Regions from separate parts of the Mus musculus genome. Here region 2 is linked to region 1. A link is a loop called in an ENCODE intact Hi-C map of the cell type or tissue named here. Cell type or tissue: left cerebral cortex. All regions are shown on one strand. Each heading gives the region's core, and the rest is flanking DNA. Links, peaks and the distances in the headings are about the cores only. Region 1 overlaps Ctps2 (cytidine 5'-triphosphate synthase 2). Region 2 overlaps Zrsr2 (zinc finger (CCCH type), RNA binding motif and serine/arginine rich 2).

Region 1 (16,583 bases), core at 4,828-12,827:
TCTCTCTCTCTCTCTCTCTCTCTCTCTCTCTCTCTCTCGGTTTAACTTCTAGGTTCAGAGGCGTGAGGTTGAGGCCTTGACCTATCTTTTGGGTTTTATGTACACAACCACACACAGTCAGTCAAACAGCACCATGTGGGGGTGGGGGGTGGGGGGTGGGGCAGGGGTCACAAAGACTGCTGGTGGTAGTTAAACCTGACTTTCAGGCAAACTAAGGGAGCTATGAGGTCTGAATACAAACTCAGGACAGGAAAGGGCAAAGCAGCCAGGGTCCCGGTGGCTTTCCTCACTGGCAAAACCAAACATGTATTCTTACTTCAACAGTCTCCTCAGTACTTGCATGTCACCGCACCTAGTAAAACAGGTCAGGACCACTGCTTGTTCTGTCTTTTTTTCCCCAGGGCTTGCAGGTGTTGGAGTCTTTTGCCCCTTTTCTTTCACTGGGGGCACAGGCAGTTTGAAAACGATTTCATTATCTTTATTGTCACTGATTTCTGTCACCTGTGATTTTCATCTCTCCAAAAACGTTGGTGTACAAACTGCTGTGGGACCCTGGGTGTCCACAGACTTCTTCTTCTTAGACCTCTTACGGTTCCTACCAATGTTTCTACAAATCCCTCTTTCCATCATCTCCTTTTTCCTGGGTACACCTGGAAGCTTTTCTCTTAGGGTAGGTAAAGCCTGGTTAACCTTAGAATCCTCAGGAGTGTTAAGAATGTTGTTTGAAATCCAGCCCCCCTCCCCTTTAGGATCAGGTAAGACCAACGAAGGGAGAATATAATCCATTCTCTTCTTAGCTAGTCTCTTCTGGAGCATGGAGTAACTTTTCCTCCTCCTCTTCTTCCTCCTCCTCCCCTTCCCCCCTCCTCTTACTTTTTTTTTTCCTGTTTTTTGAGACAGGGTTTCTCTGTATAGCCCTGGCTATCCTGGAACTCACTTTGTCGACCAGGCTGGCCTCGAATTCAGAAATCTGCCTGCCTCTGCTTCCCAAGTGCTGGGATTCCGCCACCACTGCCCGGCCTTTACTTCTTTGTAAACCGATATTCAGTCTTCAACATTTGCAAATGTCCTTGAGTTTCTGATTATAGCATTTCACTGCCTGAAATGGTGATTGATGAAACTGAACATTCCACTCTTTAAAAAGTTCTTTATGGTGGCATAACTTTACACAATGTAAGTCTTTCACCAAAAATGTAGTTATCCATTGTTTCTGCACCTGTCTTGGCAATGTCCTCAGACTCAAACTCCACAAAGGCATAGATAGCCCCTGCTGTTTCCAGTCCATTTACTTCTTCTGGACTGTCTGAATCTGCTAATAGCACCAAACTAGGCAAAGTAGTCATAGATATGGCTTGCAGAAAGTGTTGAAAGTAGTTGGCCCAGAACATTTACTCCGGGGTTGAGGTTTTCTTCCTTTGTGTGTGTGTGTGTGTGTGTGTGTGTGTGTGTGTGTGTGTGTGTGTGTGTACACCATTGGACTTGTTTAGATCCTTCAGAAAATGTGAGTCTTCCAGCAGTTTCAGCACCAGACTTGGCTTCTTTGGGCCTGCTAACAAGGCCATGCTGGAGAACCCTGTATAAGTCCCTTCACACAGAGCTTCTGAAAGTCATAGCTTGTATTTTTTAAATATTACAAAAAAAACTTTACATATATGTTTGTAGGTATGTGCTTGTGTGAGTGTGGGTGTCTCTGGAGTCCAGAAGGGGGCATCGGATGCCCTGGAGCTGAAGTTACAGGTAGTTTGGAACCTCTTGATATTGTTGCTGGGAGCCAAAATTGGGTCCCCTGTAAGAGTATGCACTTAAAAATTTAATATATATATATATAGTCACTGTGTTGCTGTCTTCAGACACACCAGAAGAGAGCATCGGGTCCCATTACAGAACCATGTGTTTGCTAGGAATTGAACTCAGGACTTCTGGAAGTGGCCTTAACTGCCTAGCCATCTCTCCAGCTCTAGATTGTGTTTTTGTTTGAGAAGTTTATCCTATTTCATGCTGTGGAGTAAAATCCCATGCATCTTGACATTGGACTTTGGCCACTTTGAGCAGTCTTGTTTTGTTTGAAACTTTCCGGGTATTTTATTTCTTTCGCAGTGCTAGGGCTTGATCCTAGGATGTCACGAAAGCTGGGCAAGCATTTTACCACTGAGCTACATCCCAAGCCTTGCTTTTCTCTTTTTAAAACAAGGGCTCTAAAAGTTGTCCAGGCTGGCATTGAACTCTCTCTGTAGCTCAGGAAGGCCTTGAACTTGCAGTCTTTCTGCCTCAGCTTCACAAGGGCTGGGATTACAGGTCTGAGTTACCTTGTCTGGCTGGAAACTAATCTGTTGGGAGTAAGTTTTAATTTCTACACTGCCTTTTGATTGTAGGTGAAGTATTTGTTTTAAATGATGGTGGAGAAGTTGATTTGGACCTTGGAAACTATGAAAGATTCTTGGACATTAATCTCTATAAAGACAACAACATCACCACTGGGAAGATATATCAGCATGTGATCAACAAAGAGAGGCGCGGTGATTACCTGGGGAAAACTGTTCAAGGTATTTACTCCGCAACATTATGGGCCCTGTGTGCTAAGCTTTCCTCAGACACTCCAGAAGAGGGCATCGGATCCCATTACAGATGACTGTGAGCCACCATGTGGTTGCTGGGAATTGAGCTCAGGACCTCTGGAAGAGCAGCCAGTGCTCTTAACCACTGAGCCATCTCTCCAGTCCCTCTGCTTTCTTTTCTAAAGATCGCCTTCCCTCCAATATTCCTGAATATATTTTCATCTGTTTTGTTATTGGATAATCTTTTTAAATTTTAATTTTCTTTCTTTGGAAATGATCTCATGTATTCCAGGATAGTATTTGACTTGCTATGTAGTCAAGGATGACCTTGAATGTAACAATCCTCCAGCCTATATCTTTTTAAGTGCTGGGATCATAGACATTTACCACCACACCAGTTTATGTAGTGTTATGGGTCAAACTGAGTGCTTCATGCAGGCTAGGCAAGAACTCTACTAACTGACCTATATATCCCAAGGTCCTGATGTTATTTATTGATTTTTTTTTGTTGGTTTTGAGACAGTCTCGCTGTGTTGCTCTGGCTCACCTGGAACTTGCTATGTAGATCAGGCTGGCCTTGAATCCACAGAGACCCACCTGCCTCTGTGATTTAGTCCCTGACCAAAGCACCTTATAGAAGGGCTTATTTGTGCTGATGGTTTCATAGGGTGAGAGTCCATTCCTGTCTCATGGGGTAGACATGGCTGCTGAGAGAAGCAAGCTAGAGCTCACATCTTGAACAAGTAAGAAGCACAGAGAGCAGAGCAGGAATGGTGTGAGGCTTTTAAACGTTCAAAGCCCACCTCCAGTGGCACGCTTCCTCCAACAAGGCCCTACTTCTTAGGTGCCACCAATTAGAGACTATGTATTCAAATGCCCAAGACTATAGGGGCATTCCATTCAAGTCAGCATACTCTATTTTCCTGAGTGCTAGGATTCAAGGTGTGCGCTACCATGCCTGGCCTTTATTTATGTATTTATTTATTTATTGTTTGTTTGTTTGTTTTTCAATTTTTTAAAAAGATTTTTTTTCTTAAAGATTTTTTAAAAATTTATTATATGTAAGTACATTGTAGCTGTCTTCAGGTACCCCAGAAGAGGGTGTCATATCTCATTATGGGTGGTTGTGAGCCACCATGTCGTTGCTGGGAATTGAACTCAGAACGTTCGGAAGAGCAGTCAGTGCTCTTAACCACTGAACCATCTCTCCAGCCCTGTTTTTTTGATTTTTTAAGACAGTGTTTTTCTGTGTAGCCTTGGTTTTCATAAAACAGCTCACTCTATAGAACAGACTGGCCTTGGACTTGAGATCTGCATGCCTCTATCTCCAAGTGCTGGGATTAATGAAACACATGCATGCATTGCCACCATCACAGACAATGTCTCATACAGTAGTCTGGACTGGCCTGAAATTTCCTTTGGAGCCCATGGTGGCATTAATCCCATGGCAGTCATTTTCCCTCAAGATCCTGGGTGCTAGCTTATACCTGGGCTTGTTATTATTTTATTACATTTATCCCTATTTTGCATGTATATGTATGTGTGTATCTTTGTGGATGCTTGCATGCCATAGTGTGTATATGGAAGTCAGAGGATAACTGCAGGAGTTGGTTCTCTTTTTCCATCATGTAGGGTCTGGGAATTGAACTCTGGTCCTCAGGCTTGTTGGCAATCATCCTTACCCACTGAGCCATCTTACCAGTAATTATTATTGTTTTAAACTATTAAGTTCATGAATTGCATGACCACTTGTAATATCAACATTTGAGAGGTGGAAACAGGAAGGTGTTCCATGTCATCGTCACCTACAGAGCAGGTTTTACACCAGCCTGAGCTATATGAACCCTTGCCTCAAAAATGAAAACCAATAGGGGCTGGAGAGATTGCTCATGGGTTGAGAACACTTGCTCTTGGAGAAAACCATAATTTGGTTCTCAGCACCCATATGGGTGGCTAATTGCGTATATTTTCAGTTCCAGGGGACCCAGGGATCCAGTGTCCTCTTCTATCTTCCAAAGGCAAAAGGCATCATGTGATACACATACATACATGATGTCAAAACAAACATCCACATCTAAGTTAATTTTAAAAAGAAAAATCAATTAAATTTATGATATTCTTGGCTGGGCATGGTGGTACAGAAAGATGCAGACTAATTACCACAAGTTCAAGTATAGCCTGGTCTCCATAGCGAGTTTCAGGCTATGCAGGACTACACAGGGAGACCGACTCTGTTTCAAAAAGAAAAAAAAAAAACAACCCACCAAGATATTTTGTTTTATGGTAATTATAGAAGCCATAGAAGACTAAAACAATATCCAGCTGGATTTTGAAGTCTCCATGCTGGAGCACTGGTGAGAGGGTGGGCTTCATCTACACCCTTGGAGTGGACCTCTCCACAGACTGTTGTTTTTCCCAGTACTTAGGCTCCAGCCCTGTACAGCTGCTGGCCATCTTCTGCCATGGATGCTAGCATCTGCCTTACCCAGAAGCCTCCCTTGCCCAGTGCTCAAATGACACTATAGGTAGTTTCTAGGAGTTTTTTTTTTTTTTTAAGATTTTTTGTGTGTATATTATACACATGTATGCCACATGTGTGTGAGTGCCCTTGGAAGCCAGAAGAGGTTGCTGGAGTCCCTGGAGCTAGAGTAACGGGCAATTGAGAGCCTTAAGATGTAGGTGCTAGGAATTGAACTCAGATTCTCTGGGAAAGTAGGAAGTACTAATTGCTGAGCCATCTCTCCAGTCTGATGTTTTCTCATCCTCACCAAAGATAGTACTCCTGATTTCTGTTTCTTGTTCTCTATATCTGGCCTGCTTCAAGAGCAAAGGCCTGTGGAGATGACTAGTCTTGGATTCCTCAGTCCATACTGGTTCCAGAGATGGCAACAATGGCATAAGAGCTCCAGCTGGTCTGATTTGCTTGGTGGCTTTCACATTATTTGGGAGGTCTAAATGCTTCGTTTCTCATGAACATGAAGTAACCTGCTGTGTTGTTTATTCCTTCTTTCTGCAGTTGTCCCCCATATTACTGATGCTATCCAGGAGTGGGTTATGAATCAAGCCAAGGTGTCTGTGGATGGCAATAAGGAAGATCCCCAGATATGTGTTATTGAGGCAAGCATGGGACTTTTCTTCATAAGCTACTGTTCTTCTGGGTCCCTAAGTATCCAGTCATCATTCACTCTCCCCTCCTGGGTGTTGTAAACTAGGCTGGGAAGTGGGGTTCCAGCAGGGAACAGCAAAGATGATCACAAGTCAGTTATTAAACACGTTCTCCTGAGGTGAGTATGCCTGATAGGTGTGTGCTGGCAGTTGAGTAATGAACTCACTGTTGGGGCTGGAGCCAGAAATGGACAGTTTCTGTGTCTGAGGCGTCTATAGACTCACTGTTTATACTAATGGAGTATATTATTTATTTGTCAACAGGGTTTTATGAGCCCAGGCTGGCCTTTAGTTTGATATATAGTCAATAAAGACTTTGAACTCCTGATCCTTCTGCCAGGTGCTAGCATTACAGAGATGTGTCACTGCACCTGGCTTACGCCGTGGTGGGGATTGAGTCCAGGGCTTCATGTGTGCCAGGCGTGTATGCTACCAAATGAGCTACATCCAGATCCCAGAGCATATTTTCCTTGTATTGGAGAAATATGTGCAAAGTGCTGTGGAAAGTGGAGATTGGGCTGGGAAAGGCAGATGGTGGAGGTGGGAGGTGCTAGCTGCCATTTCAAGAAAGCAGCATTGGACTTGCTCCCTGTTGACTGCTTTCACCTTTCTTTCATTCCTTTATGTCTGAATAATGTAGTGTGTTATGCAAACTGTCTTCTACCTAGGTACTTCTTCCTTCCTGGTTTATACCAAGGAAGTGCTTCCTCTTAAAAATAAAAATGTGTGTGTGTGTATATATGTGTGTGTCTGTCTGTGTTCATGTGTATGTTTGTGCATGCGTCTGTGTGTCTGTGTCCCCGTGCTCATGTGGAGGTCAGAGGACAACCATGAGTGTTGTTCCTCCACTTCCACTCTCACCGTGTTTGAGAGAGGGTCTCTCTTGCTCTCTGCTCTGTATGCCTGGCTAGCTGGCCTGTGAGCTTCTGGTGGTCCTGTCTTTACATCCCATGTCTTGTTAGTGTCATGTTACAGTTCTAGACACGTGTGCTACTGTGTCTGATTTTCATGTGGGCTCTCGGGATCTGAACTCAGGTTGTGAAGGCTTGCACAGCAAGTAGTCATCACTGAGTCATTTCCTTAGCTCCAGGGCCCCCCTTAAAAAAGACATATACCCCTGGCCCCAAACTCCTCTATGTAGCCAAATTTCTGAAGTCCCTGCCTCTCCCTTCCAAGTGCTGGGATCGCAGGCATTCATCACCATATCCAGTCTTATGTGGTACTAGGGACTGATCTCAGGACTTCAGTTTCTACTGCTGAGCTGCATTCTTCGTCTTTAGGTTTTTGCTTACTACTACTATTTTTCTTTTGTGATTCAGTGAGTTTATTGGTTCTGCTTAGAAATCACAGGTGAGATAAAAAGAAGGCTGGTGTGGTGGCACACACCTTTAATCCCAGCACTCAGGAGGCAGAGGCTGGTAGATCTCTGTAAGTTGGTGGCCAACCTGGTCTATGTGGAGAGTTTCAGGCTAGCCCTCTTTTGGTATGCAAGTGTACATACAGATTAAGTACTCATATACATAAAGTAAATAATTAAATCTTTTTTTTTTTTAAGAAAAGGCTAGATAACATCAAAGCGGCATCTTTCCCATTTCCTATAAATTCTCACCTAGTTATGGAAGATAATGTCATGAAAACCGCATCATGGAGTCCTCTCTTGCAGTTAAGCTTCCACCCCCCCCCCCCAGTCTGTACAAAACCGTATCTAGTATCAAACACTAATGTATACGTCTTAACCATAGATACCTATTGTCTTAGTTAGGGTTTTCCTGCTGTGAACAGACACCATGACCAAGGCAAGTCTTATAAAGGACAGCATTTAGTTGGGGCTGGCTTACAGGTTCAGAGGTTCAGTTCATTATCATCAAGGCAGGAGCATAGCAGCGTCCAGGCAGGCACTGTGCAGGAGGAGCTGAGAGTTCTACATCTTCATCTCAAGGCTGCTAGCAGAATACTCACTCCCAGGCAGCTAGAACAAGGGTATTAAAGCCCACACCCACAGTGACACACCTACTTCAACAATGCTACACCTCCTAATAGTGCCACTCCCTGGGCTGAGCATATAGGAACCATCACACCTATGATCAAGGTCTTTTTTTTTTTTTTTTTTAAATTTGGGTTTGATTTTTTTTTTTGAGGCAGTTTCATACTGTTGTTCAGACTAGCCTGGGATTCATTTATTATGTAGCCCAGGCTTGCCTATAATTTACAGCAGCCCTCATGCCTCAGCTCCCCAAGTGCTAGAATTACAGTAGGATGCCATCACTTCGGATTGTATACTACTTTAACTTATAAGTTGGGTATAATAAAAGGTTGAGAATAACAAGAAACTAGAACAATTGTAACAGCACATTATAGTGTAAGTTATTTAAAACGTATGCATTATCTACTTTCGAATTGTAAATTTAATAAACACAAACTTGCGGTAAGATGGGACCATCTTCGTGACCTAGAGGCAGAGTAAAAGGGAACTTCAAGTGGATGGGAGGATGCAGTGCCACAATAGACCACATGAGGGCAGGAATGGATAACATTTAAAGTCACGGTCACCTCCCCTCCTCCAGTGACAGCTATAAGATCCCCAATTGAAAAAGCACAAGAGGAAGCTGGGTTTGGGAGTTTATTATCCAACACTCCAGAGGTAGGGAAAAAGGTTGAACCTAGCCTTGGCTACCTATCAAGCTTTAGTCCAGTCTGAGCTACAGAGTTATGCTGTCACACCCCCCAAACTCACAAACAAAAAGACAAGACAGAAGAGGGCTAGGGATATATAGCTCAGTAGTAGAGCACTTGCTTAGCTTAGCATATGTGAGACCCTGGATTATGAATCCAGCACCACAAAAACACAAAGGACAAAATCCTTGAACATGTTTCCATAAGGTTTGATTTAAGTACAGACTTTTTTTTTTCCAGACAGGACATGCTATGTAGCCTTGGCTGACCTGGAACTCATGGCCTTGAACTCATGGAACTCCACCTGCCTCACTTGCCTCTATCTTGAGCACTGAGATTAAAGGTGATAGCCACCATGCCTGGTCAGTCTTTTAAATTTTACTTATTTTTGTGTGTGTTTGCTGTATGTGTGCATGTATATTTGAATACCCATGGAAGCCAGGGGCCTACATTGGATATCTTTCTCAATTGCTCACTACCGTATTGTTTGAGACAGATTCTCAAAGAACGTGCAGTTTATTGATTTGGTTAGACTGGCTGGCCAGCAAGCTCCAGGGATCTGCTTGTCTCCACCCCACACCTTCTCATCTGAATGCTGGGGTTACAGACATATACTGCTGTGCACAGCTTTATACCCAAGGCCTCATGCTTCCCTGGCAATCACATTAGTGACTGAACCACTGACCCTGTTTGTATTTATTAGGACAGTGTTTCTGCCTGTATTTCAAGCTAACCTTGGATTTAGTATGTAATCCAGGTTGGCTTGAATTTACAGCAAATTTCCAGCCTCCTAAACACTACTGAGATTACAGATGTGTCTCACCAAGCCTCCTTCCTCCTCTTCCTGCTGTTGATGCTGATGCTGTTTCTCCTCTTCCCCCTTCTCCTCCTCCCTCCCTTCCTCCCTCCATCTCTCCTTCCTTCCTTCCTTCCTTTCCTTTTATTTTTAAAGGCAGGATCTTGGTTCAAGCCTGGCCTCAAACTGCTTCTACCTCAGGCTGTTTATCTTTCAGAGTTGTTTTTGTTTCATTATTATTTTTTTAATTTTGCTATCTTATAGTTAGTGAGAAATTATACCCCGCTACGTTTTTGATTCCGTATGATTTCTTTTGTTAGTTTGAATTCTCATGTAGCCCAGGCTGTCCTTACACTTGCTATGTAGCTGAGATGACCTTGAACTATTGAGCTATCTGTCTTCTCCCAAGTGCTGGGGATTCCAGGTGTGAGGCTTTGTTTTTTATAGAAGTTCAAGGTCATCTTTGACTATATTGTAAGTTCCAGGTCAACCTGGGCTATATAAGACCCCGCTTAAAAAAAAAATCCTGAGCTTTTTATGAGTAGTTTTCTACAATGTAGCCCTGACTGGCTTTTGCCTCTGCCTTTTTGTTTTGTTTTGTTTTGTTTTGTTTTGTTTTGTTTGAGACAGGGTTTCTCTGTGTGGCCCTGGTTGTCCTGGAACTCACTTTGTAGACCAGGCTAGCCTCGAACTTAGAAATTCGCCTGCCTCTGCCTCCCAAGTGCTGGGATTAAAGGCGTGCACCACCATGCCCGGCTTTGCCTCTGCCTTTTGAGTGATGGCATTACAGGTGTGTTTCATTAATCTTGGCTAGTGTGTTTCTAGTTCTTCCCAACATATTGCCTGTAGTATTGATCCTGTAGTAGATGCTCAAATGCTGGCAAAGTCATTTTAAAATCTGTGGGATTGCCTTTGTGTTTTTAATCTGGTTTTTAACTTTGAGTTAGGTAAAGGCGAATGTCTATCAATCTCAAAGTGAAGTGCTTTAAGTAACCTTACTGGAGACATGTTGTTGATATTGAGTGATTATACCATCAGGAACATTCATTCCAGTACTAAAGCATTAGAAATGTTTTAGTAATAATAATCAGCATGTTTCAATATTAGGAGGCTATTTAAATACGTGTAAGTATGTTATGTGTTTGCATTTGTATGTGGAGAGGCGGATGGAAAGAGAATTTGAAAATGCTCATTTTTTGTCTATCAATCCAACTACCGAAGCAGAAACAAGTGGCCATCAATTTTTCTTATCACAGGATTTGAGTATTTTGTTCTAACTAGAACTATTGGTAGAAATGGTCTTACCTTTCTCTTCTGTGGTCTATGTTTTGGATAATTTTTTTCTTGCATTCATTTTACTTATTGTGACCTTTCTATTTTATGTTTACTTATTGTGTATGTGTGTGTGTATATATATATGTATGTATGTATGTGTGTGCATACATGTCTCACATTGTGTATGCCAAGGCATGCCTATATAAGTCAGAGGAAACGTTGTGGGAGTCAGTTCTTGTAGGTCCTAGGGATTGAACATGGGTCATCAGGATTGGTGGCAAGTGCCTTTACCCACTGAGACACCTTGCCAGCCCTTGGAACTTTCTACTTGCTTATGAGTTCATTGTTCCTGAGTCTCTCTGTTGGGGTCCAGGAATTGCCTCACAAACTACACAAACACCAATCTCAGATAGACAGGGATAGTTTATTGAACATAAGCCTCAGGATGGGTTGGTCAGGGCCATGGGTCTGGAATCAGGAACTGTACTGGCTGGTTTTGTGTGTCAACTTTTCTTAAGCTGGAGTTATCACAGAGAAAGGAGCTTCAGTTGAGGAAATGCCTCCATGAGATCCAACTGTAAGGCATTTTCTCAATTAGTGATCAAGGGGGAAAGGCCCCTTGTGGGTACCATCTCTGGGCTGGTAGTCCTGGTTCTATAAGAGAGCAGGCTGAGCAAGCCAGGGGAAGCAAGCCAGTAAAGACTATCCCTCCATGGCCTCTGCATCAGCTCCTGCTTCCTGACCTGCTTGAGTTCCAGTCCTGACTTCCTTGGTGATGAACAGCAGTATGGAAGTGTAAGCTGAATAAACCCTTTCCTCCTCAACTTGCTTCTTGATCATGATGTTTTGAGCAGGAATAGAAACCCTGACTAAGACAGGAACTGAACCTGATCTTGGGTGAGTAAAGATCCTTCAGGGTTTTTAAGCCCCAAACTCACAAACATCTGTGCCAAGTTATTTCACCAATTAGGATTTAGGGATAGAGAATTTTCTTAGGAACATAGCTTTGTTGTACACTTATCCTGCTCCTGTTGGTTGGGGTAGTCAACTGTGGCAGGGCACTTGCCTTGCCTAAACTTGCCAACCAGGATGTCAGTTACCCACGTAGATGTCTCTTTTTGTTAGTAGGATGCCAGTTCCCAGGGAGGTCATGGGAACTTAAACTCCTACTTGACCATTACTCAAAATGGAAGTCTTATTCCAAATAGTTTCTTGGGTTGGTGCAGGTGTCTCTCTTATGTTGGGGCCCGGGGGGCAGCTTATAAAGGCAGATACCATAAAGTTTATACATAGATGCAGGAAGTGCTGTTGGCTGGTTGGCTCTGTCCAAGCTTATTGTGGGTACAATATACAAAGCAGTTCTACTGACTTCTATCATTATTGGTTTTCAAGGGCACAGAACATAACAGAATATGTAATCAATCTTGGCATTAGAAGTTTCCTAGTGGGGCTGGAGAGATGGCTCAGATGGTAAGAGCACTGACTGCTCTTCTGAAGGTCTTCAGTTCAAATCCCAGCAACCGCATGGTGGCTCACAACCATCTGCAGTGAAATCAGATGCCCTCTTCTGGGGTGTCTGAAGACAGCTACAGTGTACTTACATATAATAAATAAATAAGTCTTTTTAAAAAAGAAGTTTTCTAGTAACAGCAGAAACATATGAAAAAGTTACCTTATAGTGGCAGGCTAGCCAGGTAACAGTTACCTAGGCCTTAACATTTTCCCCAGGCCTTAACATAATATAGTCCTTAATATTTTACCTAGGTCCTAATACTCCCTCCCTTTTTTTTCTTTTGGTTTTTGGAGACAGAGTTTCTTTGTGTAGCCCTGGCTGTCCTGGAACTCTCTGTAGACCAGGCTGGCCTCAAACTCAGAAACCCACCTGCCTCTGCCTCCCGAGTGCTGGGATTAAAGGCGAAGGCCAACACTGTCTGGCTAATACTCTTCTTTTTTAATTTTTAAAATTTATTTTACTTTTTAAATGTGTGTGTGTGTGTGTGTTTCCTGTATGTATGTCTGTACCATGTCTATGTAGTGACTTCAGAAGCCAGAAGAGGGCAACCCCTGGGGCTGGTGTTACCATGCACTTGGGAACAGCCGTGTGTGCTGTGAGTTGAACCCAGGTCCTCTGGAAGGACAGCCAGTGCCTTTTATCTCTCCATCTCTTCAGCCTCTTTCTTTCCTCTTTTGAGACCGTCTCACTGTAACCCAAGGTGGCCTGGAACTCACAATGAAGTCCAGATGGCCTCAAACTCAAGGCAGTCCTGCCTCAGCTTCTTGTTGTCACCCTACTTTGGCCTTTCTTTTTCTATTTCTTTGGGGGTGGGGGGTAGGTTATATGTACTCCAGGCACTCTTGAACTTGGGATACTTCTACCTCAGTCTTCCCAGTGCTGGGATTAGAGAGTTCTCACCAGACCAGGCTGTTTTATTAATAGTTTTATTGAAGTTTAACTTAGTGTCATAAAATTTCATTCACTTTAAGTGCATAATTTAATGATTTTAAGCATTTATAGATTTCTGATCTTGTAAAAATATTAAATTTTAGTTCTTATCTTATCCTCAGTTTATTGAAATTATTTCTAATGCTGGGGATGGTGGTGCATACCTTTAATTACAGCACTCAGGGGGCAAAGGTAGGAAGATCTCTGAGTTTGAGGCCAGCCTGGTTTACAGAGCAAGGAGTTCCAGTACCGCCAGATTTACACATAGAAACCTTATCTCAAAAAAATCAAAACAAAACAAAATTATTTCTAAGCCACGTGAGGTGGCTCATGTTACATGTTCAAGGCCAGTTTGGGTTATGTAGCAATCCAGGCTACCCTGGGCTATGTGTGAAACTCACAAAGTAATTAATTACTTAATTTAGCTGCTTGTTGTGGTATATGCCTTTAATCCCAGCACTCCCGAGACAGAGGCAGTCAGATCTGTGTGACTTCAGAGACCATCCTGGTCTATATAGGGCGTTCCAGGTCAGCTAGGAAAAAATTATTTGACTTAAAAAAAAAAACAACAACAAAAACCAAGCAAATTTCATTAATTTGTGTGCTGTGGGAGATGTTTGGTCATTTGTGTCTTATTCTTGTTTTCCTCCCTTAGCTGGGAGGCACCATTGGAGACATTGAAGGAATGGCATTTGTGGAAGCATTCCGACAGTTCCAGTTTAAAGCCAAGAAAGAGAATTTCTATAATATTCATGTCAGCCTTGTGCCACAGGTGGGTTTTTTTTCCAGTACGTGGGTAGTAACTTTGATCGGTTTTCCTCTGATATGTTATGGGAGCGACATTTGAAATCCAAGAGCCATGAATTAGATGTCCACTGATACTAATGGGCACTCCTTTCTTTTTAGCCCAGTGCTACTGGAGAACAAAAAACCAAGCCCACGCAAAACAGTGTCCGTGCGCTGAGAGGGTTGGGCTTGTCTCCGGATCTGGTGAGTTAAACACAGTGGGGTAAGTTTGTCTTTAAGGGCCTCTATATCACCAGCTACATCACCCACTATCAATGGCTTATTTCCTTCTTTTGGTTTTGGTTCTGGGGATGGAGCCTAGAGCTTTGTACATACATAAGCATGGATTTTTGCTTTTGAGCTCTGCTCCTAGCACGTTAATCTTTAACTACACATCTGAGTTATTTGTCCCTCTCAAATGACAGTAAACTTTTTTTGTGTGTCTGGCAGCCAAGAAAAGATTATTTCTTTAGCCTTAATCCCAGGAATCAGGAGGCAGAGACGGGTGGGTGTCTGTGAGTTGGAGGCCAGCCAGGGCTATAGAGCTAGTTCCAGGACAGCCAGGGCTACACGGAAAAACCCTGTCTTGAGAAACCAAAACCAAAACCAAAAAAAACCCAACCAACCAAACAAGAAAGAATTTATGGACACAGTTACTCATTCACTAACGTGTAGTCTGAAGCTGTTTTGGCACAGACCTTAGCAGGACCCTCATTGCCTTACCTGGAAAGCTAAAATGTTTCCTGTGTGGCTCTCTAGTGAAAGTTTGCCAACTCCCGATCCACCTCTCCTTCTATTTAATGAAACAGCCCTTTAGAGCTTTAACTGTTCGCCGGAGACATTGTGATGGTTTGAACGATTTCTGGTAGGTTTTGATTGACACATGCTTATGCCTAGTGGTCAGACCAATTTCTCATGGTACAGAGGAATGCCCACAGTAAACAAGTGCATCCTTAGTCTAGTCTCTCGTAGGAAAATGATAATGTATAATGTCTTTCTAACAATGAATTTGATCAGGCCTGTTCCCATTTGCTAACCCATGCCTAACTGGCTTTCACAGATCGTCTGCCGTAGTTCAACCCCCATTGAGATGGCTGTGAAGGAGAAGATTTCTATGTTTTGTCACGTGAACCCTGAACAGGTTGGTGCTTGGTGCTCTTTAGATTAAAATACGCCCCCCTCTCTCTCTCTGTGTGTGTGTGTGTGTCTGAGAGGGCTTCTGCCGTGAATGTGCGGAGGTCAGAGGACAACTTTGTGGATAGAATCCATTCTCTCCTAGCTTTCTGTTGGTTCTAGAGATCAAAATCAGGTTGTGAGGATATGTGACAAGTGCTTTTACTCACTAAGCCACAGGGTCTCAGGTAGTCCAGGTTGACCTTGAATTCCTGATTCTTCTACATCCCATGTGCCACCGCTTGCAGCTCAGGGTGAGCTTTTTAGCACAATGAAACTTGTTGAGAAGAGAGCTCTGTGCTACCTCTGGCATTTTTTTTTCTTGTCCTGTGTTTTGCTGGAACACATACTGCTTTCATTCATTTCTCTTTTGTTACAGCTTAACACACCTTAAACCACACAAGCATGCTGGCATTCAAGCTATATTTTCTGATGGTATAAGTGGCCCAGCTGCTTTCATCGCTCCAGAAATTACCATAATGTAGGCTCCCGTTCTCTGTCCTGCAGGACTTCCAACCCTGGGTATTCTGACATTTACAGTTCTCTTTTCTTTCTAGCTCTTGTTCCCAAAAAGTCTAGGGTATGTATGTGAGGGCTGCAGCTGGCTCCAGTTTAGAGAGTGCTGTGACAGGATCTCAGGACCAGGGTGAGGCTTGCTAGAAACTCTTCATGTGAGCTCTGAGTTCTCTACAGTCTCACAGCTGCTTAATGGGGTATCTGTGCTTGGGTAATGGGCTGATAGAGAGCCCCCTGCTTCAGGCTTCTAAGCTTGAATTGTTTGAAAAGAAGGGATGTCTTGCCCTCTCCCCCTCTCTCTCTCTCTCTCTCTCCTTCCCTCCCTCCTACTCTTCCTCCCTCCTTCCTTTCTTCCCTTCTTCCCTCCTTCCCTCCCTCCCTCCCTCTCTCACTCTCTGTTCTCAGCCACTGTGTCTTGGCCCAGTGCTTTGCATGTGAATTAAGCAAATCCAGCCTTGTTTCCAGACTGGGAACTAAAGCATTTTACATTGGCTTGCTGAGAGCTCAGAGAAGGGAGATAGAATTCCAGCTGAGGCCACTGTAGAGCCTAAGGCCTGTACCAGCGCTCCAAGTCTCTTATTTTGAGGATTTCTCTCTGTTGTAAGTTATATGTATGTGTGTACAAGTGAGTACAGGTGTGGTTGTGGGTTGTGGATGTCAGATCTCCCGGAGTTGGAGTTACAGGTGGTTTTGAGCCATCTGATGTGGAACCGGATCTCAGCTCCTCTGTAACAGTTTATATACTGTTACCTGCTGAGCTGTCTCTTCAGCCCCAGTGAGCCAGTCTTGGTTTGCTTTTGCTTTTCTTTGAAACAAGGTTTCCTGTAGCTCAGGCTAGCCTCAAGCTCTCTATGTAACTGAGACTGACTTTGAACTCCTGACCCTCCTGCTGCTGCCTCCCATGGTGTGGGTCCCAGCTTTGTGGTGCCGAGTGAGTAAACAACTCCATGCTTTCTACTTGTGGAAGTTACCGGTGCATATAGATGCAGTGTTTTTTTTAAATGCATATGAATGCATGTTTGCATGCATGTGTGTACACCATATGCATGCCTGGTGCCCAGCCTGGCCAGAATAGGGTGTGAAATCTTCTGAGACCGAATCTTCTACAAATAGTTGTGAGCTTCCATTCAGGTCCTAGGAACCAAATTTGGGTTCTCTGGAAGAGCACCAGTTATTGAGCCTTTCTTTTTCTTTCTTTCTT
Region 2 (16,583 bases), core at 3,092-11,091, 1.0 Mb after region 1:
TATTTCATTACTAGATAAGCATATTAACAGGCATTCTAAGAACATTTTTTGGCTATGGTATTTAATACTAAATGCTAAACCCTTCATTTAGATTTCAGCTAATATTTGTTGAAGCACTTTCTTTAAATCAGGCATTGAGCCTTAAACTCATTCTCAACACATGGAGGTAAGTACTACTACTTTTGTTTTCCAAATATGGAAACAACAGAGTTTAAGTCATTTAAGATGACACTGTATAGATTCCTACCATTCAACCTAACATTCTAAAGATTCCTGATGTAATTTAATTTTTCTTTTCCTTGTTTTGTGCTGTCTCATAATTAGGATGCAAAAGTAAGTTTATTATTGGTTAACAAAATCTTACATTATTTTCATCTATTAAAGTTGCTAGTAATAGCCAAACGTCTGGCCTATATGGTCCTTTTTTATTTTTGTAGTGTATAAAATTGGTCAGTTTGGAAATTTTTTAAATATCTCTTTTAGATTTGGCTGATTTGTCTTTAATATTTAAAAACAAATATTCATTCTTACATCAAGACAAAAAAAGCTTTTGTTCCATGGTGTTTTTTCTGTATGTCACCTCCACCAGTGCCAGTGGTTGCCCAGGGGAGGTCTGGGAAGGTAACTTTTCTAAAGCACTGTAGTGGACAGTTAAGGAAAAATGACACAAGCAGACATTTCTCTCGATAACATGTGACAAAAGTGAACATTGAAAGTTTGTTCAAACACACTAAAAACCTGAGAGGAGGGAGCTTTTCATTTGGAAGACATTTTGAATTTTAATATTTTAGATAATATTTTTCTGTATGTATTTTTATACATTGTTGCTAGTTAGTTTACAATGGGCTTGATTGCTGTTTGTGTTATAGCGATACCCAACACATTAGTCAATAATAGGTATTTAGTAAGTGCTAAAAACATTCTTCTGACATTTTAGACACAAATCTGAAAACTACTGGCTGTCAGCAGATTATTCCTGTGATCCTGAATTGCCTTCTTTAATCTCTATAATGAACGTGCCCTTCATGTGAGCTTTTTATATTCTCAAGACTCTCTGTATCTGCTTACCAGAGTCTCACATTTTCCCTCCACAGGAAGCTGAAACCCCACGTAGTGTTCTTGAAGAAATTGGACTGACATAACTGTCCTCCCTTGCTGATGACTTCTTGTGGCATTTCACACTGTAGATGGTCACTGCCTCTCATGTCCATGTTAGCTAATGGTGTAAGATGATGTCTTGTCAGTATTACTGTTTTGCTAAGCTGCTTCATTCAGGCCTACCCAATTTTTTTTAAAGGGAACTTTGGTTAATCAAATGATAAATTAAGGGACATAAATATGAATTAGGAAGATACAGACATTTTAAAGTATAAAGGCCAGTCTCATAATTATGTGCTTATATAAAATATGTCTATATCCATGTATTATCCAACAGTTTGGCAAAATACATTTACTATTGTACTTAAAAAAGGAAACTTAAATTATGTGAAACCAAAGACTAGAGTAACATTTCAGTACACATAAAAAATAAAAGGAATTGACACATCACACAGATCAAATTAATGCAAGTTTATTGAAAATGTCAGCGACCAAATTGATACCAAATACCCATATTGGATACAATATACTTTAAATCAAAGGGAATTTAGATGCTTTTAGAGGACTAACTTAGAATGATGCTGTTTTGCACTAAAATTCATTAAGTATTCTGAATGAATGGAACAAGGAACAAAGACTTTCCTAATCTTGAGCACATAATTTTTAAGGCCAAGTAACATTTGACTCCCTGAGGTGAAGTTTTGGTGGTCATAATCGTGTTTTCAATGCCCCAAAATAAAATAGCACGGTTAATTACCAGGTATTCTTCCTAACAGTATGTTGCTCTCTTCACGAAGTATTACATAAAGTCATTATCTAAAGCATGAATGTTCCTTCCGGGGTGCTTGTTAAAGCCAAATTTATTTTGCTTCCCTATTGCTTCCTTCCAGTTAGAAGTGCTATAGACTTGACAGCAGCTCCCTATTCTTTCCTGTCACTGTCTAGTCGTTGGAAGTCTTATGACAGCTTAAAAGATACCTTTCATATAGCAAAGTGAGAGTTGACTGAGCAAAGTGGCATTGGTTGGCCCTATATTTTTTGAAGCTGTATAAATGCGCGGCATCACTTTTATACATCCTGACACATACCTGAACACATCTCCCTGATTTCTATGTTCCCTTGTAATATGCTAGGCTGGAGTAAGCTTTGCTGTGATTGTGAACAACTTTCAAGCCACCGGAACTGTCTTATCACATCACCAATTAATGTAATAAATGTTCTGCAACACTGTGGTGTGCTTTTCTCTTTCCAAAAGTTTTGTTCAACTAGGGAGATCTTCTAAAGGAAGGGTACTCTTTTCTTCCCATACAATATTGACAATTCCTCTCCATCTGACACCCCAGCCCTGCAGCGAAATGTGATGGCGCTTGCACGCACGCACGCACGCACGCACGCACACACGCACAAAAATAGCAGAAGGATCAAGGAATGTTCATGTATTTCAACTCAGTAAAAAAAAATCACATAGATTCTATGCTACTTACTTACAACACATTTTCAATTAATAAATGCCGCTTTTAAGCCATGATGCAGTTGACTTTTATACGCTTTCTGATTTAGCAACTCGATTATTCCAGATAGTCAAGTGATAGCCAAATGGCAAATCCTCATCTCCTACATATGAGAAAGTTGCTAGTTCATGCAACAGAAACAGATTAATATTTGCTGAGTGTGTTGCCTCATGTAAGCAGCAAATCGAAACTTCTAGTTACAGTAAGAGTATGGTTATGGGGCCTTTCTGCTGCTGCAAATAGGAACTATTGCATTCTAAACCGGAGACATTTAAGATCAAGGGAAGGATTCTCATCAAATTTGAAAGAGGCATTTGTAGGTCTAAAGTGCCTTTGTTTTTTTTTTTAATATTTTTTATTATTACGTATTTTCCTCAATTACATTTAGAATGCTATCCCAAAAGCCCCCCATAGCCACCCACCCCAACTCCCCTACCCACCCACTCCCCCTTTTTGGCCCTGGCGTTCCCCTGTACCGGGGCATATACAGTTTGCGTGTCCAGTGGGCCTCTCTTGTAAATGCAGCTGTTCACTATCAAGCCTGTTGCTTTCTGTCAGTGATGCAGATTTGAGTCATAAGCAGTAATCGGGTTTATCACAGACATGCGCAGGCACCCATTCCTTATGGAAAAGGTAAGTTCAAAGTTCCTATCAGGGTAATGACCCAATCAGATTTTCTAAACGTCCCTTGCACTGTATACAGGCCCATTAACATTTAAGGGCAAGTCCTAACTTGCTTGCTTGTCTTGCGCTCAAGAAGATGGGTTTTATTTCCTTTCCCACCCTGATCTAAGAATTCTCAGCGTTAGGACTGGGTATGTAACTCAGTGGGAGCAGCCTTGCCTACCATGTTTGAAGCTTCAGCACCACACATACAAAATTATCTTGACATAATCTTAGCTGCAGTTTGAACAGTATTTTAAAAATACCAAACGTACTTAAAGCCATACAGTATTAATAAACCCAATAAATCTAGAAACCTACCATTTTGGGGATGAAGCAGGCATTTAGAATTGGAACAAGTTGGATTTTGTTAAACTTTGAGCACTTTGTACCTGTTTTGGTTGTTTTTTTTTTCCTCTTTTTAAAAAGGAGGCAGGGTCGCCTCCCAAGTGCAGGGAGTATTGGCATAAGCTACTGCACATGACTTGTATGCATCTTTACTGAATTCCCAAATGTCAGATTGCTAAGTGCCATGTGACAGTGAGCTTGGAGGCCCAAAGCCTGACAATGAACGTCTGCGAAGAAAGCGTCTCAGGAAAGCTGGGATAATGGCCACGAGCCGAGCCGGTAGCGACCACATTCACTGATGATCACTCTTGTGCTGGTTACATACACAAGGACTGGGTTTAACACTGGATGTACTCAACACTGACAACTCTAATTTCCTGGGAAATGACAAAATCCTTTACCTCTTTATAAAAAACTTTCACAACACACTATTCAAGATATACCCTGGCAGCCCCCAGGGGAAGGAGGAACTCTAAGAGATGGGGAAAGAGAAGTATGGAAATGGTACTTCAAAATTTTGAAATGGGATGTTTTAGAGAAAAAAAAATCTACTTTTACATATAGAAAAATAAAATAGAATATTTTAAAAGAAATGGCCAGAAAGTAGAAAAAATTAGTGATAATAAAAACCTTCACTTCAATACCTAAACCCTGCCAAAGTAGCAAAGCTGAAAATTCTAATTCTGTGCTGTGAGTGCTAAAAGGTTAGAGTGATGCTTGGAGTCTTCCTGGGAGGAAACCTGGATTACCTTTCTTGATATAGTTTACTCTAAGAAATAAGAGGGCCACCTTTAAAATCCAACAATAGGAATGTTGTCAAGTCTATTGGCAGATATACTCTATGTAGTGAGTAAAAATAAGAATTATGGGACTTGAGCATCAGATTGATGAAATGAGACAATTGAGTGAAAACCATCAAAGCAATATGGCCTTTGAATTAAAAAATAAAGTGTGTAGGGCTGCAAAGATGGCTCAGTGGTTAAGTGTACTTTTAGAGGATCTGGGTTCAATTCTCAGGACCCACATGACAGTTCACAATCATCTATAATTCTGCTCCAGGCGGATCTGGCATACTCTTTGGCCTCCACGGACACTGGGCTCCCAAATGTTGCACATAGATACATGCAGGCAAAACACCCATATACATTAAGCAGAAATAAAGGGTGTGGACCCCTAACAAGAAAAAAGGCGGGCTGAGAAGATGGCTCCGTGAGTAAAGGTCCTTGGTGTAAAAGCTTCACCTCGGTTCAATTCCTGGATCACATTGTATAAATGACCCCTAAAAGTTGTCCTCTGAACACACATATGCACACACATACACAGAGAGACAGAGAGGAAGAGGAAGAGGAAGAGGGAGGAAGGGAAAGAGGAGGAAAGGAGAGATGGAGGGAGGGGGAGAGGTGCACAGGCAGAAAACAGGAAAAAATAGTAAAGCATCACTCCAGCATTAACTGATGCTCTCGAGGTTATTATTACAAGTAATTTCATGTGTGTGTGTGTGTGTGTGTGTGTGTGTGTGTGTATAATTTCTCAAAAAGTATGATTTACATGATAGCATTAGCTAGCATCATCTATCTATACAGGTGAGTAGCTGCTATAAAAAGACAGACATATTTAAAAACAACCAAGTTTATTTAGATTTGGGACTCTGGGTGGTTTTGTCTCTACTACCTGACCTCCTGCCACGACTTCTGGACCTTGACGAGCTACTACTCCGGCTCCGGCTTTGACTCCAACTCCTGCTCTGGTTCCTGCCCCTGCCCCTGCCCCTGCCCCTGCCCCTGCCGCTGCCCCGGCCCCTGCTCCTGCTCCGGCCCCTGCTCCTGCTCCGGCTCCGGCTCCTGCTCCGGCCCCGGCCCCGGCTTCGGCTACGGGTCCGACTGCGGCTGCGGCTGCGGCTGCGACTGCGACTCCTGCTGCGGTGGCTCCTCCTGCTCTGGCTCCAGGGGCCCGGACTGTGGTCCTTTCTTCTTCTACTGGGTGAACTGCGCCTCTCACGACTCTTCATTCCATATCTGTGAGATTTCTTCACCCTGTGTCTGCTACTGCTCTTCCTGTCAGACTCGCCATTTCTCTTGTAGAAGTCGGGACTCGGGCTCCTCCTCCTCCTCCTTGACCTGCCATAGTATTCATCATAGTGACTGGCCCTTTCCCTCCTCTCTGAATTCTTACCGAAGGAGGAGCTAGTCCAATCTGGAGACGGGTAGAGGTCTCTATTAGCGTCCCTATATTCATTGTTGGGATTTCTGAACACGTGAAGAAAGTTGCAGTGCTTTCCTCTTGGACACTGCTGGACTTCAAATAAGCCTGTAAGGGCAAGTGAGAGGCAGCAATTACCACTGTATTACTGCGACTCGCTCTGTTTCTCAAGTCTGAGGATGGATTGTTTTCATACACTGCTCTGAAGGTCTAACATAGGAGGGGGAATCCTTCAACGTTCTTTACAAAATAAGAATAACATAATAAATACCCAGGCATGGTGACACAGTAGTGTTCAGCCAGGGCTACATAGTGAGTTTAAGGCCAGTCTGGGAATACAGGAGGTCCTATCTCTAAGACACACACACACACACACACACACACACAAAGAAAACAAAATAAAGGCACTTTTGTGGCTGAAAGTATTTTCAGATGACCTTGGAGATCAGGTACTGGTATAGAGAATCTATCAAGAACTATAGCTGAATAATAAAATGATGTAGCTGATTAGAAGTTGGTAACTATCTAAATAGAGATCTCTCTAAAGAAGATATACCAGAATAATGAGACAAAAAAGTTAGTTATTAGTTACTGAGAAAAATACTAAAGCTGTTTATATTTTGTTGCTGGTTTTAACGAAACAAAACTCCTGGTTTGAGGTTTGAGTTTTACTCAAGTATATCACTGGAATCACCCTGCATTTCTAGAACTCTAGAAACTTGCAAAATTAAACTTCCTATAAAAAAAATATACTACCATCCTGTTTATATACCCAACCCTTAATCTTTTATCTTTTTTTTTTTTTTTTTTTTTTTTGGTTTTTCAAGACAGGATTTCTCTGTATAGCCCTGGCTGTCCTGGAACTCACTCTGTAGACCAGGCTGGCCTCGAACTCAGAAATCCATCTGCCTCTGCCTCCCAAGTGCTGGGATTAAAGGCATGGGCCACCACCGCCCAGCTTCCAACCCTTAATCTTAGGGTGTAATAGTGGTTTTCATTTTCCTAGCAAGGAATTCGAAAATTCCATATATATATATATATACACACACACACATATATATATATACACACACACATATATATACACACACACACATATATATACACACACAAATATACACACACATATATACACATATATATACACATATATATATGTATGTATTCCTATATATAATAGAGAGAGAGAGATTGATTTTTCAAGACAAGGTTTCTCTGTGTAGCCCTGGGTGTCGTGGAACCCCCTGTGTAGAGAGCAGGCTGGCCTCACACTCACCGAGAACCACCTGTGTCTGCCTCCAGGGTGCTGGGATTAAAGATGTGCACCATCACTGCCCAGGATTTTTTATTTAGTTTTGAAACTTTTAAGGTTTATTTTATGTATGTGAGTGTTTTGACTGTGTTTACATATGTGCATCATATACATGCCTGGTGCCCATGGAGATCAAAAGAAGATATCAGATCCCCATCTCTCTAGCCCCTCCTTTTTAAAATTGATCAATAAATTAGTTTATTTATTTCAAGAATAGGTCTCACTATATAGTCCAAGCTGGCTTTGAACTCACAATCCTGTCTTGGCCTCCCTAGACAAGTTTTGGAATGTAAGGTGGTACCATCCATGCCCACCATAAATGTTTCTTAAATGACAGCATCCATTAAGAGAAGGCTGTTCAAGATTTAGACTTGCTTGATAAATTACATATTTTTTACGCCAGTTTTAAGCACCTGGGAAGGAAGAGCAGAAAAACCCAGAGAGAAGGGAGAAGAATACCCGTGAGGTATTAGAGCTTTGTGTCTCTTCATCTGGGGAACTTGCAGACTGATCTGGCTCGGCACTCTCTTAGCAATCAGAAAATGATGAGAGCTTCACAGCAGCTGGCTACTGTGCAGTGCTGAATCATTCCTGGTTTGGCAGCCGCGCTCAGATGAGTCAGTGTAACTGAGAGCACCCAGTGTACAACTAAACTGATCCACACCTACTTCAAGTAATGTGGGAAATGTTAGCCATGGGTAATGATTGTGCTGGTCATGACGGAAGAGTGCTTAGGGACTGAGCCTGAAACAAACAGCTCAAGTGAGGAAAGCCAATGAATAGAAAACACCTTTGAAAGTGCAGCGTGGTTTAGTGTGGGTATCTTTAGTTTAGATGCTGCTGCAGTGTCACACACAGAACCCAGAACTGAGGATCTGAAGACTGAAAATCAACTTGCAATTCTGTCACCAATATAGTGTGACCTCAGGCATTTATTTCATCCACAGAGTGAAGCACAGACCTGTTAAAGATCTAAACCATATCTACACTATGGTGTCCTTTATGGAACTACTCATCTGTAGTATGAGACAAAAGTGGTGCTTCATCCCTCTAAAATACTGCTTTCTTCCTATGAAGATCCCTTTTGTATAGTGCAGCTAGCTGTGGGGGAAGGGTACCACTACATTGGCTTTTACCACAAATTGCCATTTTCCACCGGGTCACTGGGCAGAATTCACACTGGAGCTGTCGTCCTGCATACCATCGTCCATTAAAAACAGAAAAGGCTGCTTGACAGTCTTCTTCCCTTGGAGGCAAAAATCAAGGGTGTGCTTTATAGTAACTCTCACAACATAGCAAACCTACTCTAAATTAGCCCCTTGTCCGCTTACTGTAGGACTTCAGCTCTTGTATTGCCTAGGTAGTCCTCAGAGCATTCAGATTCCCACAGCCTAGTTTATTCAGAGACCTTTCTCATTGACTTCCGAAAAGTTTTGTCACATGGAAATTGGCTAGTTAAAGCTTCTTAATCTGCAAGATTTGACAATTACATGTGCAAAAGTGTTTCCCCTTGCTAGAACCCATGCTGTCTCTGCTGTCCTTACTACTATGGCTAATTGAAGCCATTAGCCATGGCACTGCTTAGAGAAATGGCAATACATGCAGGAATGACTCAGTAACTACATTGCTATCTGGTCAAGTGCACCCTATTGGGAGCTTTAACCCTTTGTACCTTAGATTGGTATTTTCTACTCTATTCCAATTAGCCTTTATTCAGTTTGTATTTTTATGAAGATTATACTGTATGAAAGAATCAAAACTTCAGAAGTATAAAAAGAATGAAATAAAAGAGTATTATTTTCACATCTTGACTGTTTATGAGCTCTTCATATTGACATTTTGAAAAGTATCATGCATAGGAAAGCTACATATTCAGTGACAGACATCAAAGAAACAATGCCATAGCTATGATGAAACATGGACGATGTGTGTATGTCCCCAATACTTACGACTGGTACTGAACATACACATTGCCCCTCAGATGAGGTTCCAGGTTGCAGCTGACCTAAGGAACAAAGAAGAATTCTGTCACACACACACACACACACACACACACACACACATACACACAAAGTATTCAAAAGCAGCAAATGATCACATGCATCCTGTCCAGGCAAATAGTCCCTCAGAGTCCAAGACAGGCGAACACTTTCCTATCAAGTCAAGGCCAATCTAAGCACCTAACAACATTACAGACCTCAAATGCCTGGTCTCTGGTGATCCTTGTTTGTGGGTTTTAAACCCTATTAAGTATAAAATGTTTCATAACATGTACATAAAATGTACAAAAAAACAGAATACAGGGGTTGGAGAGATGACTCATCAGTTAAGAGCACTTGCTATGTGTGTGTGTACGGATATGTTTCTGTTTGGAATACAGATTATATATATGCATACTTTTACAGACACATGTATACATATAGGCATACATATATTCTAAAAAATATATCATACACATAAATATATAGTAACCAAAATGATATATAAAAGTTTTATGTACATGTGTGTGTGTCTGTGTCTGTGTCTGTGTGTGTGTGTGTGTGTGTGTACTGATTGATTCAGGTTGGATATATAACCAACACATGTAGTCTCCTGTGGACTATGAGTTGACAAAAATGTGGCCAAACACAAAAATCACAAACTTAATTAAAACATTATGATTTTTCTTCTAATTTGTTTTTGCTTCTGTCAGTTCAATTGTGGTTCTCAGGCATGAACTCTGTAGATCACATTGTGTCACAATGTCAAAAGTTTGGATACACTTGCTGGTATTGCTTTGTACTTTTAAAATTCTGTACAAAGAGCCTGTCTCAGAAAACGTTTCCGAATTTTAAAGGTCCAAAGTAATACCAGCGAGTGTGTCCAGATGTTTTTCCAATTTGTCTTTATTAACAACAACAACAACAACAAAAAAACCCCAAAAAACAAAACCTCAATTTAAACTCAATTGTAGTTGTCCTAAAACTCACTATGTAGGTCTTGAACTCACAGATCCACCTCTTCCTTCTAAGTGCTGGGATTAAAGGAGAGTGCCACCATGCCTGGCTCTATAATTTCTATATAGATGGTATTCTTTATTCTTTGTCAAGTAATACAAGCTTAATGCCTCAACTACTATAAAGTACACTAATCAAATCATATTTATATGTCTGCTCATAATTATCTACAGTGCTTGCACTCTCCCATTCACAAAGCCATCTCTGTAGATGTAAGGCCTTCTCTGGTGGGTTTCCACTTCACTCTGCTGTACATGAACGCTCTCACGAGTAGCTTTACTAGTACATATTTTCTACTTGATCTTGATATTAATAGAATTTACATCATGTAGCTGTGAATAATACCTCATTTTCATATAAGTAGGGATAAATAATTGATCACTGCTTTCAAAAATTACAAATTTGATTTGTCTAAAATGACATAAATAGCCCTTAAATATCCCTACTGGTGTTTAGCTTTTATCTTAGAAATGAAGCTATCCCATCTTACTTCAGGGTGTTGTTATTAGAACATCCTAAGGGGGACAGGATCCTACTCAATTTGTAATGCCATCTTTAGACAGTAGACTAAAGGGCCTCAGCTGTTCGTGTCACCCATGCCTTAGGGACCTTAAAAATCAGTTAATCCAGTCAGGATTGGTGGTGCATATCTAAAATCCCAGTAATAAGGAGGCTAAGGCAGAAGGATTACTATGGGCCCAGGCCAGCCTGAGCTGCAGAGTGAGCCCCGTCTCAAAAGAAAAAGTGCTACAGCACTTTTGCCCAGTGTGTACAAGGCCCTACATTCAATCCTTGGAACCACCATGTGGGTCCTGAAGATTAAATTTAGCTTTGTCAAACTCGGTGGCAAGTGCCTTTACTCACTGAGTCATCATGCCAGCCCAAGAGGAAGACCAATTTTTACTTCTTGTACATTTAAACTTTGTTTATCTACTACTTACTTATTTCTTTATTTGGGGTTTTTTGAGGCAGGATTTCTCTGTATATAGCCTTACTGAACTCACTCTGAGGACCAGGCTGGCCTCAAAACTCAGAGACCTCCCTGTCTTCCTCCTAAGTGCTGGGATCAAAGGTGTGTGTCACCACCACCTTTAAAATTTAAATGTTATTAAAAACAAAAAGCCTTTTCCGCTCCCCATTTAATTGCCCTTTTCTAGTTTCTCCTTTATCTTTTTATAATACTACGTTCTATTTCCCCTTCTTTGGAAACCAAATATTAAAGACTATATTTTAAATTTGAAAAGCAGATTGTAATCTCAGATTTCTTAAATATCCATAGCACTTGATTAGTCCAACTGTATACTTTCATTTCCGACAGCAAGAAAAAAGACCTATGGCTTTATTCCTACTTTCTCCAAAATAAGGGGTACTTCCCTTGTCGTTATATCACAAAGTCACTCAGGTTCAGATATGATCAATTCACAGACAAAGTAAGAGGCCTACATGTTGGGATTCACCCACTGAGTCCCTGGAATAGCAGAAGCCAAATCTCACCCTCCTCAGTGAGTGAAACTCAACGTCGGTACATGTAACAGGGTTCTGGGTGAGGCGCTGCATGTCCATTAGAGACAGCAGCTAAGTGAAGGCTTGGATGGCTATGTACACCAGGCCTGACAGTGAGTTCAACTTCTGGAAAGAGCTGTAGCACAAAGGCACTGAACAAGAGAGCCCTTTCCAACCCAGGCCCTAGCATTCAGAAAACATGCCAACACATGCTTATGATTTCCGAGTGTATCTACATGGCACTGTCCAGGGTAGAGGAGTGGAAAGGAAGACAATGTTTACCAAGTTTACCATGCTCAGCCTCAGGCCAGGCATATTTGGAACAAGCCCTAGCTCTGCCCCTATATGCCCTGTATGCCCTGTATGCCCTGTATGCCCTGTATGCCCCTGTATTTCAGGAGATGTCAGGTCCCATTCCAGTCTGTGCTCACCTTAAACTGAATCACTTTTCCCACACTCTTGAATTCAGGCAGGACATCATAATAGAAGTCTAGGAACTGTTGGTAGATCTCTTCTTCACTGAATTCTAGGCTTGAGTCAGGGTCATAGTCATCCCTCCGACACTGCTCCATTCCAAATGTTGTAAACATGCCCTTAATCAGCAAGGTGGGACTTGATGTGGGGAAGTTGTGTTTACGTGAACACCTGCAGAAGAAAGAAAAGTGAACTCATGTGTCCAAGAACAAAATCACACATTAAAAGCTTACCATTAAGTTCAAGAGCAAGACTCAAGTAACATGACTGTTTAGCCTTAACTACACAGTAATGAACATTGCTGAGAGGCTCAGTTACAGCATTCAAGAAAAATGTTGTAAAACTGGCTGATTTCTCACTGAAATACAAGATTAGGAATGAATTCCAAGGTCATATGCCATTCAAGAGCCTTTGAATACATTCATAGAGATTTCTCTATGTTGAACTATTGGGAAAAGGAAGGCCCAGTCATGTGACAGATTGCAGTGACAAGAATAAGATGCTGTATGTAGAAATATATTTTGCTTCTACAATCTTCAACTGATTCTCATGCCTATGAAATTCAGTAATCTGAACCAGTGAGATAACTCAGTGGGTTAAAGCACGTGCTGCATAAGCCTAATGATCTGGATTTGATCCCTAGATCTCCATATCCCCCCTCCTACACATGCGCACACACATATACACATACACACACACACAAGCACACACACACACACACACACACTACTCTCTCTCCTACACATATACAATGATAATTAATTTTTTAAAGCTGGGCACAGTAGTGGACACTTAATCCCAGCACCTAGGAGGCAGAGGCAAAACTATGAGTTCCAGGCCAGTGTTTTAAGGTGAGAGAATATCTCAAAAACAGATAGATAGATAGATAGATAGATAGATAGATAGATAGATAGATAGATAGACAGATAGATGATTGATAGACAGAATAGATGGTTGATAGACAGATAGAATTTTAAAGTTCTAATTTTAAAAGAGACAATATGATAATTTAAAATTTTCCAGTTACTCAAGTATCATCATTTTATCTATATATAGCATTTTAAAGTTTCATGTATTTTTAAATATTTTTCTCCACTCTGATCCTTAACAACCTAGTGAGGCTGATGGTACTTTACTTTTTCACTTTGCAAAGTGTGATGGCTAGTACTTATTGTCAACTTGACAGACTCTAGAATCATCAGAGAAAGGAGTCTTAATAAAGGATTGTCTAGGCTAAGGTTATCGTCTGAGAATGTCTGTGAGGGACTGACTGCCTTGGTACTTTAATTGATGTGGGGAAAGCCATCTTAATTATGAGTGGGACTATTCCCTGGGCAGGGGACCCTGGAGAGGTCAAATAGCATAGGCATGCATGCATTAAATCACCACCCTTGACTAGCTGCAATAAGTCCCTCCTACCTTGGCTTCCCCACAATGATGACTGTAAGCCTGGAGCTATGAGCCAAGAAACCTCTTTCTCCATTAAATTCCTGGATATTTTACCACAGCAACCAGAAAAGAATGCAATACAGAAAGGCAGCTGAAACCTAAAGCAGCACACCTTCCCAAGTCATGTGGTTGAGAAGAGCAGGACCTCTGGCACGTGGTCGATTAGAGAGTATAATAAATATAAGTTAATTTCTATTCACTTAAGGTAACTAATAACTGTGAAGAACAATTTTTTTTCATAGTTTAAAATGGAACAAGGTTAAGCTAACTATGCTATTCTAGAGTAACTTTAAAAAAAAAAAACATAGGAGTTCATTTACTCCTTTCTCTTGAAGCAAGCAGTAGAAGGGATAATACAGTTCAAAGACCGAAATAAAATTTTCCTGGTTGGGGTGCTAATTAGATATCAGTAAGACAAACTTAAGGGAAAGAAAAACTTAGGAAGGAAGTTTAAAAGTAGGGAATAGTGAAGAGGAAAAAAGGGTACAATGGCCCTGGCCGGACAATGGCTATCCTGGTCTATATAGTGAGGTCTAGACCACCCAAGACAAAGCAACAACAAAGTCGTAATTAAGGTATCTCTGTGGCCTAGCACCTAACTACTGCTGCTCTCAACCTTAGTTAAAGAAACTTCTTTCTGTAGTGGACTGTGGTTAATAACTGACCAAAGTGCTAAGAATAAGTGGCTATTGAATGCTCACCTCTAAACTGCTCCAAAGCCCAGGGAACATCACAGAAGGAGATGAAAAACATAAGTGCTAGTGGAAGGAATTGAATATTGTGAAACACTGTTTCCTAGACACAACATGGCCATTGCATTCACGAACTCAAAGCAACTATGGTTACCTTTGCAAGATGTGGTGGTTCGAATAAGAATGGACCCCATAAGCTCATATATTTCAATGTCTAGTCCGTAGTTGGTAGGCTGTTGAGGGAAGGGTTAGGAAGGTATGGCCTAATAAGTGAAGGTGTGTCACTGGGGATGGCCTTTGAGGTTTCAAAAGCCCCTCCCTGTAGCCTCTGGATCAGTGCTCAGCTACTGTTCCATCATCACGTCAGTCTGCTTCCCACCATGACGATAATGGACTAAACACGTTTAAACTGTAAGCCAGGCCCAATTAAATGCTTTCTTTTATAAGAGTTGCCTTGGTTTCTTCACGGCAATAGAAAAAGTGACTTAAGACATAAGCCCTGCATACAATCAAGCCCGTCAACATCCTAACATGGAGAGGGGAAAGGTACTCAAAAGGCCTTGTCCCTGGCAGTCAAACTGCTAGATAGGGGACTTTAGGGATGTCACCACTAGTAAATTGCCAAAAATCTAGTGAATAAGCTCACACTTGTGCACACAGAAGCAACACTCATTAAACTCAGTGGGTTATTTAAAAAGAAAAGACATTCAAAGAGGACGGACGTACTGGAAAGAAGGGATCCAGAGGGATAAGAGAGTAATGGAGGTAAATATGATCAAAATACATTACAGACATGTATGAAACTATCAAAGAATTTTTTAAAAACTACAACCAAAAAGTTTAACAAAAGCAAGCATCCAAAGAAATGCGTAGGTTAAGGAATTATTTCTCTTCCTGACAAGGTGTTCACATGCCTAGAATGTAGTTCCTCAGGACAAGTTCCAGTTTAGCCTGCATTATAGATTAAGACCTCATTTTGAAAAGAGAGAGAGAGAGAGAGAGAGAGAGAGAGAGAGAGAGAACAAGCAATGGCAATGTCTCTCTGGCATGTGACCAACTGTTGTCTGAAGACAGCTCGGGCTTCCAGAACTAAGTTCACACAATGCTATGCCCCAACTCATTACTTGAACAATGCAAATAGCCAAGTTGTTCTCATCCTTTGCTGTTTGTGATGGTAAAGTTTCATGTGCCTCTGATAACATATTTCCTCGGCAGGAGGTGTTTTATACAGACCATTGTTTATTTTGTGTGGATGCACCACACCATGGCACAAATGTGAAAGTTGGAGGATCACTAGGACTCAGTTCTCTCTTTCCACCTTGGAGATCCAGGGATCCAACTCCAGTAATCAGGCTCTGCAGTAGGCGCCTTTACCCACAGAGCCATCTCACTGGCTCTTAAGCCATCTTTTATTATTTCTACTTGACACTGAATTTTCTTAGAAAAATGTTTCTAAAGGTACGGAAGGGAAGGTAGCCTCCTTCCCTCAGTTCCCCCAGTCCCTCAGAAGAAGCCCTTTCTACTTCTTTACCGGATTCTGAGTCACAGACAGGCTGGCGATCCACAACTGTAGCCATCAAATTCACAAGGTACTACATATTATACATCAATCCTGGAACACACCAGAAATAGCTGGAAGCATCTAAATACTCGCTACGCGTCTACAATTCTGGTTTCCACAATCTGAGGTGAGACACAGTTTTGTTTAGCCTTTTTCCTTTTTACAGGATTCCACCGTGTGTCCAGGGTTGGGAACTACTACTGTCTTTTAATTCTTACAAAGTTCTATTAACTCTGTGTATTTGTGTGTATTGCGGAGTATATCTATAGGTACCTGTAGAGGTCAAAGAAGTATCAGATCCTCTGAGGCTGCCTGACACAGAGCTGGGAGCTGAACTTAGGTCCTCAGAAAAGCAGCACATACTCTTAAGGGCCAAGCCATCTCTCCAGCCTGAAGCTAGTACTCTTGAAAAATAAGAAATAAGCTCAGCATGATGGCACACACTTGAGATATGGCAGCAGGAGGATCAGTAGTCCAAAGCCAATCTTGGCTTCATAGAGAGTTCAAAGCCAACCTGGGCTCCATGAGACCGTCTCAAGAAACCAAATGATTACTAGGTATGGTAGCACACACCTTTTTTTGTTGTTTTTTCAAGATAGGGTTTCTCTGTATTGCCCTGGTTGTCCTGGAACTCACTTTGTAGACCAGGCTTCCAGGCTAACCTCGAACTCAGAAATCCACCTGCCTCTGCCTCCCGAGTGCTGGGATCAAAGGCGTGTACCACCACGCCCAGCTGGTAGCACACACCTTTAGTCTCAGCATTTTGGAAGCAGAGGG

Evidence for each region. Hi-C counts contacts between places; a loop is a spot of excess contacts. Peaks named below come from ENCODE experiments on the same cell type or tissue, not always from the same donor. Only the 100,000 strongest peaks of a DNase experiment are listed, where the experiment ranks them.
Region 2: a loop joins it to region 1, with 2.1 times the contacts of the local background. A loop is called at or near these places in 4 of 42 quality-filtered maps.

What each region holds. Positions count from the first base shown.
Region 1 is chrX:162,907,637-162,924,219 of GRCm38, forward strand. It overlaps Ctps2 (cytidine 5'-triphosphate synthase 2), which reads left to right. Exons shown (of 19, transcript NM_001168568.1): 3 at 2,373-2,543; 4 at 5,572-5,672; 5 at 13,563-13,679; 6 at 13,814-13,897; 7 at 14,754-14,834. It also overlaps the pseudogene Gm19107. Among named protein-coding and RNA genes, the nearest start is that of Ctps2, 14 kb to the left of the region's middle. In left cerebral cortex, for the core only: a CTCF peak has its summit at 8,228 (motif pointing right); DNase peaks (open chromatin) are centred at 6,248, 6,645 and 8,245.
Region 2 is chrX:163,931,039-163,947,621 of GRCm38, forward strand. It overlaps Zrsr2 (zinc finger (CCCH type), RNA binding motif and serine/arginine rich 2), which reads right to left. Exons shown (of 11, transcript NM_009453.3): 8 at 12,062-12,275; 9 at 9,081-9,136; 10 at 8,268-8,377; 11 at 4,405-5,927. The coding sequence ends at 5,251. It overlaps Ap1s2 (adaptor-related protein complex 1, sigma 2 subunit), which reads left to right. Exons shown (of 6, transcript NM_001290379.1): 5 at 325-333; 6 at 1,095-2,628. The coding sequence ends at 1,142. Among named protein-coding and RNA genes, the nearest start is that of Zrsr2, 19 kb to the right of the region's middle. In left cerebral cortex, for the core only: no CTCF peak of the experiment used is centred there; a DNase peak (open chromatin) is centred at 7,742; H3K27ac peaks cover 295 bases.